Linked DNA regions of Mus musculus: region 2 is linked to region 1. A link is a contact called in ENCODE Hi-C data. All regions are on one chromosome and are shown on one strand. Each heading gives the region's core, a stretch centred on a gene start or an enhancer-like site at or near the end of the contact. The rest is flanking DNA. Distances are from core to core; before and after follow the strand shown. Region 1 has its middle 110 kb from the start of Gm34972. Region 2 holds the start of 4930452A19Rik (RIKEN cDNA 4930452A19 gene).

What was found. A loop is a pair of places that touch in the nucleus more often than their neighbours do.
Region 2: a map of heart shows a loop between it and region 1 (3-fold over the local background). The contact joins the promoter of 4930452A19Rik here to the enhancer-like site in region 1. A Hi-C loop is called at or near these places in 5 of 37 maps with a recorded cell type or tissue (gastrocnemius and heart).

Annotation. Positions count from the first base shown.
Region 1 is chr17:10,036,490-10,040,115 of GRCm38, reverse strand. No RefSeq gene overlaps it. Among named protein-coding and RNA genes, the nearest start is that of Gm34972, 110 kb to the left of the region's middle. Within about 2 kb of position 2,020, at least 1 of the 3 ENCODE cell types and tissues checked has a DNase peak (open chromatin) inside an H3K27ac peak, as active enhancers do; it is heart, where a contact is called at or near this core.
Region 2 is chr17:9,773,923-9,777,548 of GRCm38, reverse strand. It overlaps 4930452A19Rik (RIKEN cDNA 4930452A19 gene), which reads left to right and starts at 1,683. Exons shown (of 4, transcript NR_045433.1): 1 at 1,683-1,706; 2 at 2,463-2,670.

The DNA of each region.
Region 1 (3,626 bases), core at 771-3,270:
ATCTTCCTCTGTTACATCTTTCCTTGCTGTTTTCATGAGAAACCCTGAGCTCTTCCTCTGACATCTTAGTTCTTAAGAGTTGGCATAAGCACAGACCGAACTTTTGATGTGTCTCCAACACTCACTGTTTAGAAAGCCCCGGAGTTCAGTCCTTTAACATCCTTTAAGATATCCCTCAGCTCAGAAATCTGTGGGAACCAATACTTCGTGTTTGTCAGTTGTCTGTTACTGTAACAAGGACCAGTGATAATCAACTTACAAAGAGAAAAGGTTTTTCTTCTTCTTTTGGGCTTTCCCTTAGGATGTTCTAGTCATGACCAGTGGGTTCTTGTGGCTTTACTACTGCAGTGGCTCATCCTGGTGGGAGCCCATGACAGAGCAAAGCTGTTTACCTCATGGCTAGGGCTTGAACTGGAGAAAAGCAAGAGACCAGAGTTCTCTAATCTCTGTCAAGAGAGCACACACTCCTAGGGTGGTTGGTATTGGTTGTCATATTACCTGTGGTGGGAAATATTCCACGTGCTGGGTGATGTGTTTATAAAAAGATAAAGAGGTAGGGGGATATGTTCTATGGAGGTGTGGTGAGGTATGAGGGAAGGGGATGTCTCAGGGGACCTATGTAGAGGCATCCCCCCACCCCCCAGGACCAGCCACAAGACAGTATAGTATAGAATAGAGTTTATTTAGAGCATGGTGAAGGAGGGGGAGTTAGGAGGGTAGTAGAGGCAGAGAAAGGCAGAGAGAGAGAGGGAGGGGGGAGGAGAGAGAGAGAGAGAGAAGAAAGAAAAGTAGAGAGAGAAGAGAAGTAGAGGCCAGCCATGGCCACGAGCACATGGAGAGAGGGGGAAGGGAAGGGAATGGGGAAGGGAAGAGCAAGAGCAGGAGAGAAGCAAGTGATCAAGAGAGCAAGAGGGGGAGAAGGGGTCAAGCAACTTCTTTTAGAGTGGGTCAGGCCTGCCTGTTGTTACCAGGTAACTGTGGGGTGGAGTTTGAATAGAATGCTAACACTGGGGACTTGGACTGGATGGAAAAGAACAGTGAGTTGAGCAGCACTTGTCTCCCTCTGCCTTCTTACTCTGTAAGCACTGTATATAGTTCCCCTAAGCTCTTGCTGACATTGCTTCCTGCCACAAGACTGTATCTTCTAGAACCGTAACCCCAAACCAACCCTTTCTCCCTTAAATTGCTTTTGCTGGAGATCACACCTATACTACGTGGGCCTTTGGGAGTCATTTCAGACCCAGAGCATAGCAACATCCATACAACGCCACTGTTTCTTCCGAGTTATGAATGTTTCATTAAAGGAGCTTGGTCATTCTGGGATTAGTGCTTAGCTCCCTCTGTCCCTCACATGTGGCAAATGCTGCCAGGATTGAATCTCACAGGAGAGGATGTTGTTTGTTTGCGTGTTTGTCTTATTTTAAATTGTTTTGGGCAATGGAAGTTCTGTAGCATTCCCACACTTGACCTCTCTGCAGTGTCTCAGTAGGCAAAGCACTGGGCTGGTCCTGAATTTAAGAGGGTCTGTGAAGTGTCTTCTGAAGTTTCCTCATTTTCTTCTTACTCTGAACTCAATAAACAATTATTTCTGCCATCCTTTCTATCATTTGTCTCCCTCTGAGCTCCATTGAGGCTCAAGGCTGGCCAGACATTATGGAGGTAGTTTCTCTGGGTGATCGCCTGCAGACTATCAGTCTTTCCCTGGGAGGGTCTGCATTCTCTTTACAATCTAAACAACCAAACCGGACTGAAATCTCAGTACTGTTTCTGGCCTATAAACAGCATGCTATCTTTGGTTCACTTCCTGACACCTCCCCGGGCTGTTTGGGTTTTTACAAACATCCTCATGGCTCAGGAAGGGTGGGCTGAATTGTTTAGGAGTTCAAGGAGTTCCGAAGTCTTTCCCTTCAGTCGGTCAGGCTGGATTTTAAATGAGTCAGGCCAGGACGAATGGGCACTCCTAGGGGAGGAGAATGAGAAACCGGGCAACAGCAGAGACGACAATCCTGCCTTCAAGTCCTGTCCAGGGAGCGTCGGTGAAAGCGATTGAGGTTTATTTCTAGCAGGTGTGTTCACAGGCAGCTGTTCAAGGGACTAACATGGGCCAGCTCAGGACAACCTGGGGCCCATTTTGCCTTGCCATGTCTTGTCCAGAAAAGCACAGCTGCAAAGATACTTTACCAGACAGCAGTAGTCACACACGGACTCAAGAATCCGGACAGAGACAAAAGCACATGCATAATCCTCTCAGAGAAGTACAGACCCACCTCTTCCCTCCATTCGTCTTTTCCTTCCCTGTTTAAATGGAAGGGCAAAGAATAAAGCCTCAATGGGCTGTCTTTCTGTTCTTCATCCCTGTGATAATAGCCACTGTGATACTCCGAACAACAAAAAAGGAGCACAGGGCTGAGGCACTGGGCCAAAAGGTCAAAACAGAGTCCCTGATTTGTCCCTGAGAAAAATATGTGACTTTGGGGAGAAATTTTGGAGCAACTGCAGATCCATGTGTGTGCAGTTGGAAACATGTACTACATGGAAACACCCACCTTGAGGCCCACTGGACAAGTGCAGTTCCCACCCGTAGTTGGTTTCGGGAATGCCCAGGTTTCAGCTTTGATGCTCTCTACACTGATAGTAAATTTCCAAACCTAAAATAGATTGTAAACTCACACATTTGCACATATCCACTTCTCTGCCTCATTAATGCATCTGAGTGCTAATGAAATGTTAGCACACGGTGATGTAGACTGAATAGACTTTATTCCCAGGAGTTCACAGTGCTGGGTCGTTAACATGCCTGAGTCCCAGAGCTCTGAAAGGCAGCTTTGAAAATGGTCTAGAATGGTGATGTACTGGCCAAGCTGTGTTTGCTTGCTCTCTTCTGGGTTCTCAAGCTTCTAGAATTGGTTCCACTGTGCATCAGTTTTCATTCTGGTCCAGTAATTTTTATGGCTCACATCGAAACTTCAGCTGAATCTTTGTTTATCAACCACTTCAACTCTTTTTTTTTTTAAAAAAAGATTTATTTATTTAATGTATGTATGAGTATACTGTAGTTGTCTTCAGACACACCAGAAGAGGGCATTGGGTCCCATTATAAATGGTTGTAAGTCACCATGTGGTTGCTGGGAATTGAACTCATGGCCTCTGGAAGAGCAGTCTTAACCAGCCCCACTTCAACTCTTGAGTATAACATCTTTAAAGGAAGATGCTGGGTAACTAGTGTCCAGCAATCTTCCAAGGCACACAGGATGTTCTTGGCCTATGTGAGTGAAATGTACTCTGCTTTTTCTCCTCCCTTGGAGAGCAATGGTTCTTCCACACAACCAAGAGCTTTATAATAGCTGAACTCGAGAGGCAGATGCAGGCAGAACTCCATGAGTTTAAGTCCAGCCAGGACTACATAGTGAGACCTATGCCTCAAAAGAAAAAAAAAAGCCAAGTAGTATAAGTATTTGCTATTGGGCTTTAACACTGGGTCCTTACTAATAACTGGATGAGAATTCTCTCTTATCTCTCTGTTATTTTTTCCTTTAATTCTTTTCCAGGAGATGGTCTTTGTAAAATAGGAATGATGCTTCCTGCATATTGCTCACAAGATAGAACCTATGGAGATTGGGTTGACA
Region 2 (3,626 bases), core at 434-2,933, 260 kb after region 1:
CCTCCTTTTTTTCTTTCCAATAATTTCCAGTTAGTGGCACCTCCAGACAGACTGTTGACTTCTGGAACATTTTATTCTGTGCATTTAGTATTTGAACCTTTCAAGGACACAGAGTCTCATATGTCTGGGCCACCCTTTGGAGACAGGATGCTTTCTCCACAGCTGATTAGCTATTTGGGAAGGAAGGAAGGAAAGGGTCACTGCCTGTGGCCAAAGATTCAGGAGGTAGATCAGGTGGCAGATGACATCAAGAAGGTGCCTGCAAAGCAGACTGGAACATGTGGTTCAGGGAATGCAGAGTGGACAGTCTGACTTTTCACCTAACAGCTCTGGCTTGGAAGGAATCAATAGTGATTCAAGTTGCTTTACCCAACTCTTGAGGAATGTAGGGGAGGCGTACTAGAAATGACATGTTTCTGATCTTTTGGAAGGTTTAAAGTAAGACTGTGTCCCCTGAGGGAGAAAATCCTGGGATTTCTGATGTCACCGTCTTTGTAGCGTTAGTGGCAATGGATGAGGAGACACAGCAGACACCTTTGGAACTGGTTTCTGCAGCCAGGTTACAGTAGAGCTGGCATTCTGGACATCCGAGCACACATGGTAGTATTCTCTCTTCGCAGAGATGAAAGCCCCTTTAAAGCTCTCCTCTCTCCTTCCCTTCTGAGGATAGGGCGGAGTTCTGATGGAGCTGCCTCTAAATGTTGGGATTGGATGCAGTTTTGCAAGTAGGACCCTAGTTCCTGTGGCAACTTCTTTACTCTTCTGTTGTCCGTTGGCTCATCCATCTCTTGTGCTGCCTCAAGCAGAGGTCTGGACTGTTTTGAAGCTTTGAAAGTGAAAGAGTACACTTTGCTCCTCAAAGGCTTCTGCTGTGTCTCACTTGCGGGTCCCGTCATTTTTTTTTTTTTTTTTTTTTTTTTTTTTTTTTATCCCTCATTTGCTTCAGTCTTTTCTCATCCAGCATGGACACCGAGCAGGGCCAAACTGGCTCTGTTCCCTTCTCATTCTTGCCCTTGCTTTCAAGCCTCTTTTACTTTTTATGCCAAAAAGAAAGAAAAGAGAAAAGAAGACCGTGTAGGAGGCTGGCATTGCCATGGCAACAACACTGATGGGGGCCTTTGGATTTGAGCTGCACTTGCAGGGAAGTACTGGCCTCAAAGAAGCTAAAAGGAAGAGGAAGCGGGGAGGGCAGGAGGGAGGGAAGAAGGGAGGGAGGGAGAAAGAGATGGAGGGAGGGAGGGAGAGAGGTAGGGAGGGAGGGAGGGAGGGAGAGAGAGAGAGAGAGAGAGAGAGAGAGAGAGAGAGAGAGAGAGAGAGAGGAAAAGAAAAGGAGAGAAAGTCAGACAACAACGGAGGAAGTGGGTAGCAAGTAAGGGTGGCCTAGCAAAACCCTAGATGCATTTGCGGTGACATCACTGCCTTTCCCACAGAGACCATTGACACCGGACGAAGCGTCCATTCAAGTCCCCAAAGCCACTCTCCAGGTCTGGTGGGGGAGCCCCCACTCTCACCCTGAATGCTTTTTTTGTTGGGGAACAGTGGAGCGTTTCTGAAAACTTGCATAAATGACTGAGGAATTCCCTGCCCTTGCCAGGAAGTCCAAGCCACTTGTGAGCTAACAATACGGAACTTTATCTCCTGTCCTATGCTGGAAGTTCCAGCTGTAGGCTCCGAATTCTAATAAGGGCTTTACTCATGCCGCTGAGGTTAGGGTAATATTTTATCCATCTCCTCTTTTCACTGAGACGCAGTCATTGCTGCTGTTGAGAGCCAGAGGCAAGTCCTGAGGACTGAGGTGGATTGGGGTACTAGTGGGGAGGGTGGATCATGGAGCAACTAAGAGGAAGGAAGTCAGAAAATGGTTTTTCTATTATTAGCTTGATGGGCCCACTTGCTGCTTGTGGGACTCTACACTGACAGGGTGAAGAGAAAAAGTTCACAGTGACTAAGGACCCCTGAACTAGAAATATTACTTTAGGACAGGGTCCACTTTTGGAAGAGTGCTCAGTTGTCTCCACATTCGCAAAAAGCGCAGAGGCAAAGACAGATGGCATGCCCAGCATTAGAATGCCTGCGCCTGCTCTGTTAGCTTCCGTCTCTGTGTCTGTAGGAAAATGCCTGTTTATTGTTTAGTGCTTTCCTGTTCCAGATTTGCCAATTCAGCTTTGAAAAGAAGGCTGGCTTTGGGCTAAGTAGGTGTTAAATCCCTGCCATGTAAGTTCTTAGAATATCCCCTGAAAGAGCCAGTAGGTTGGGTCAAGTATGTCCCCAGGGAAGCCCGGAAAGATGTTTTCTAGTAGCTGGATAAAGTGGTGACATTTTAAAGAATGCACAACATGGCAGGTGTTTATTGTCACAAACCCTGTTTCAGTTAATTTTCAAGGGACTCCCCAGGGATGTCTATTCCCAGCCCCTTTGAATATGGCTGCGTCCTGGTGCTCACACTTCTGCCTTTGTTAAAGTCTGACCTCAGGTCTTCCAGGAGCTTAGATCCTGCTGCACAGAACATGAAAGATGGACCCGTCAAGGAGAAGAGAGGAATCTTCTGGGGAGTATGGGGGAGCAGAGCATGTGACCCCTGTGCAGCTGCTTCCTCTTAGAGTTTTCACCCATGAATCACACATTCAACTTCCCGGAAGACGCAGGACGGCCCGACCTACAGAGCAGTATGTAAGAAGAGAAGTAACCAGATTCTACCTGCACTCTTGCCAACCCTAGAAGTTGCTAGGTTCAGGGCTAGGGTCTGCTGGGAAGGCTCAGGAAGACAGGATGGCATGGACAAGGCCATCTCCCCAGAAGCCCTTCTTTCCTGCTGTTTGGAACACTGGCCTCAGGGAAGGGATTGAGACTTGAACACCATTGGGGGCTGTGGCCTCTGAGATGCTACTTTCTCATGTTGTGGATAGTATGAATAAGGGGATCTGGTGCCCACCAGGGGCATGCCAGAGAGGAAAGAAAGAAACAGGAGCAATGGAGATGAGAGTAGGGTGTGTACCAATATGTCTCTCCCACCTTGAGAACCACTAAGAAAACCACCCAGAGGACAACAGATGGATAGAAAACTACATTTTAAGCAGGAACCTTGCCCCGTTGAGGAAGGAGAATAGAAAACACAAATTGTGCTCTGCGAGCCCATCTGGAGAAAACAGAATACTGGAATTAGCACATAGAAACTGATAAAGTGAAAAGAAGCTACGAGGGTTGGAGAAATGGCTCAGAGGTTATGAAAATGTGCTACACTTCAGAGAACCCAAGTTCAAGTCCCAGCCCCTACATCAGGCAACTCTTAATCTCCTGGAACTCTGGCTTCAAGGAAATCAAACATCTCTGCCCTCTGTAGGCACCTAAAACCCCTGTGCACACAACCAGAGACACACGCTTACACATTAGTAAATATAGTTCAAAAGAAAACAAAACAACCTGAGAAACAGAAATGAGCTGTGATTAACAATGAGAACTTAATTGAAGAGATTCAAGGAAGCATCTAAAGACGTGAAAAGACATGGAAAGGAAGCAATTGGGACAAAAAGCTAGAAGTTGAAAGAGGAAGCGGTGATTGTGTACACAGTGTGATTCCAGAAAGGGTGGGGTCCAGTGTGGCAAGAGAGGCAAGAGTTTGTGGTTAG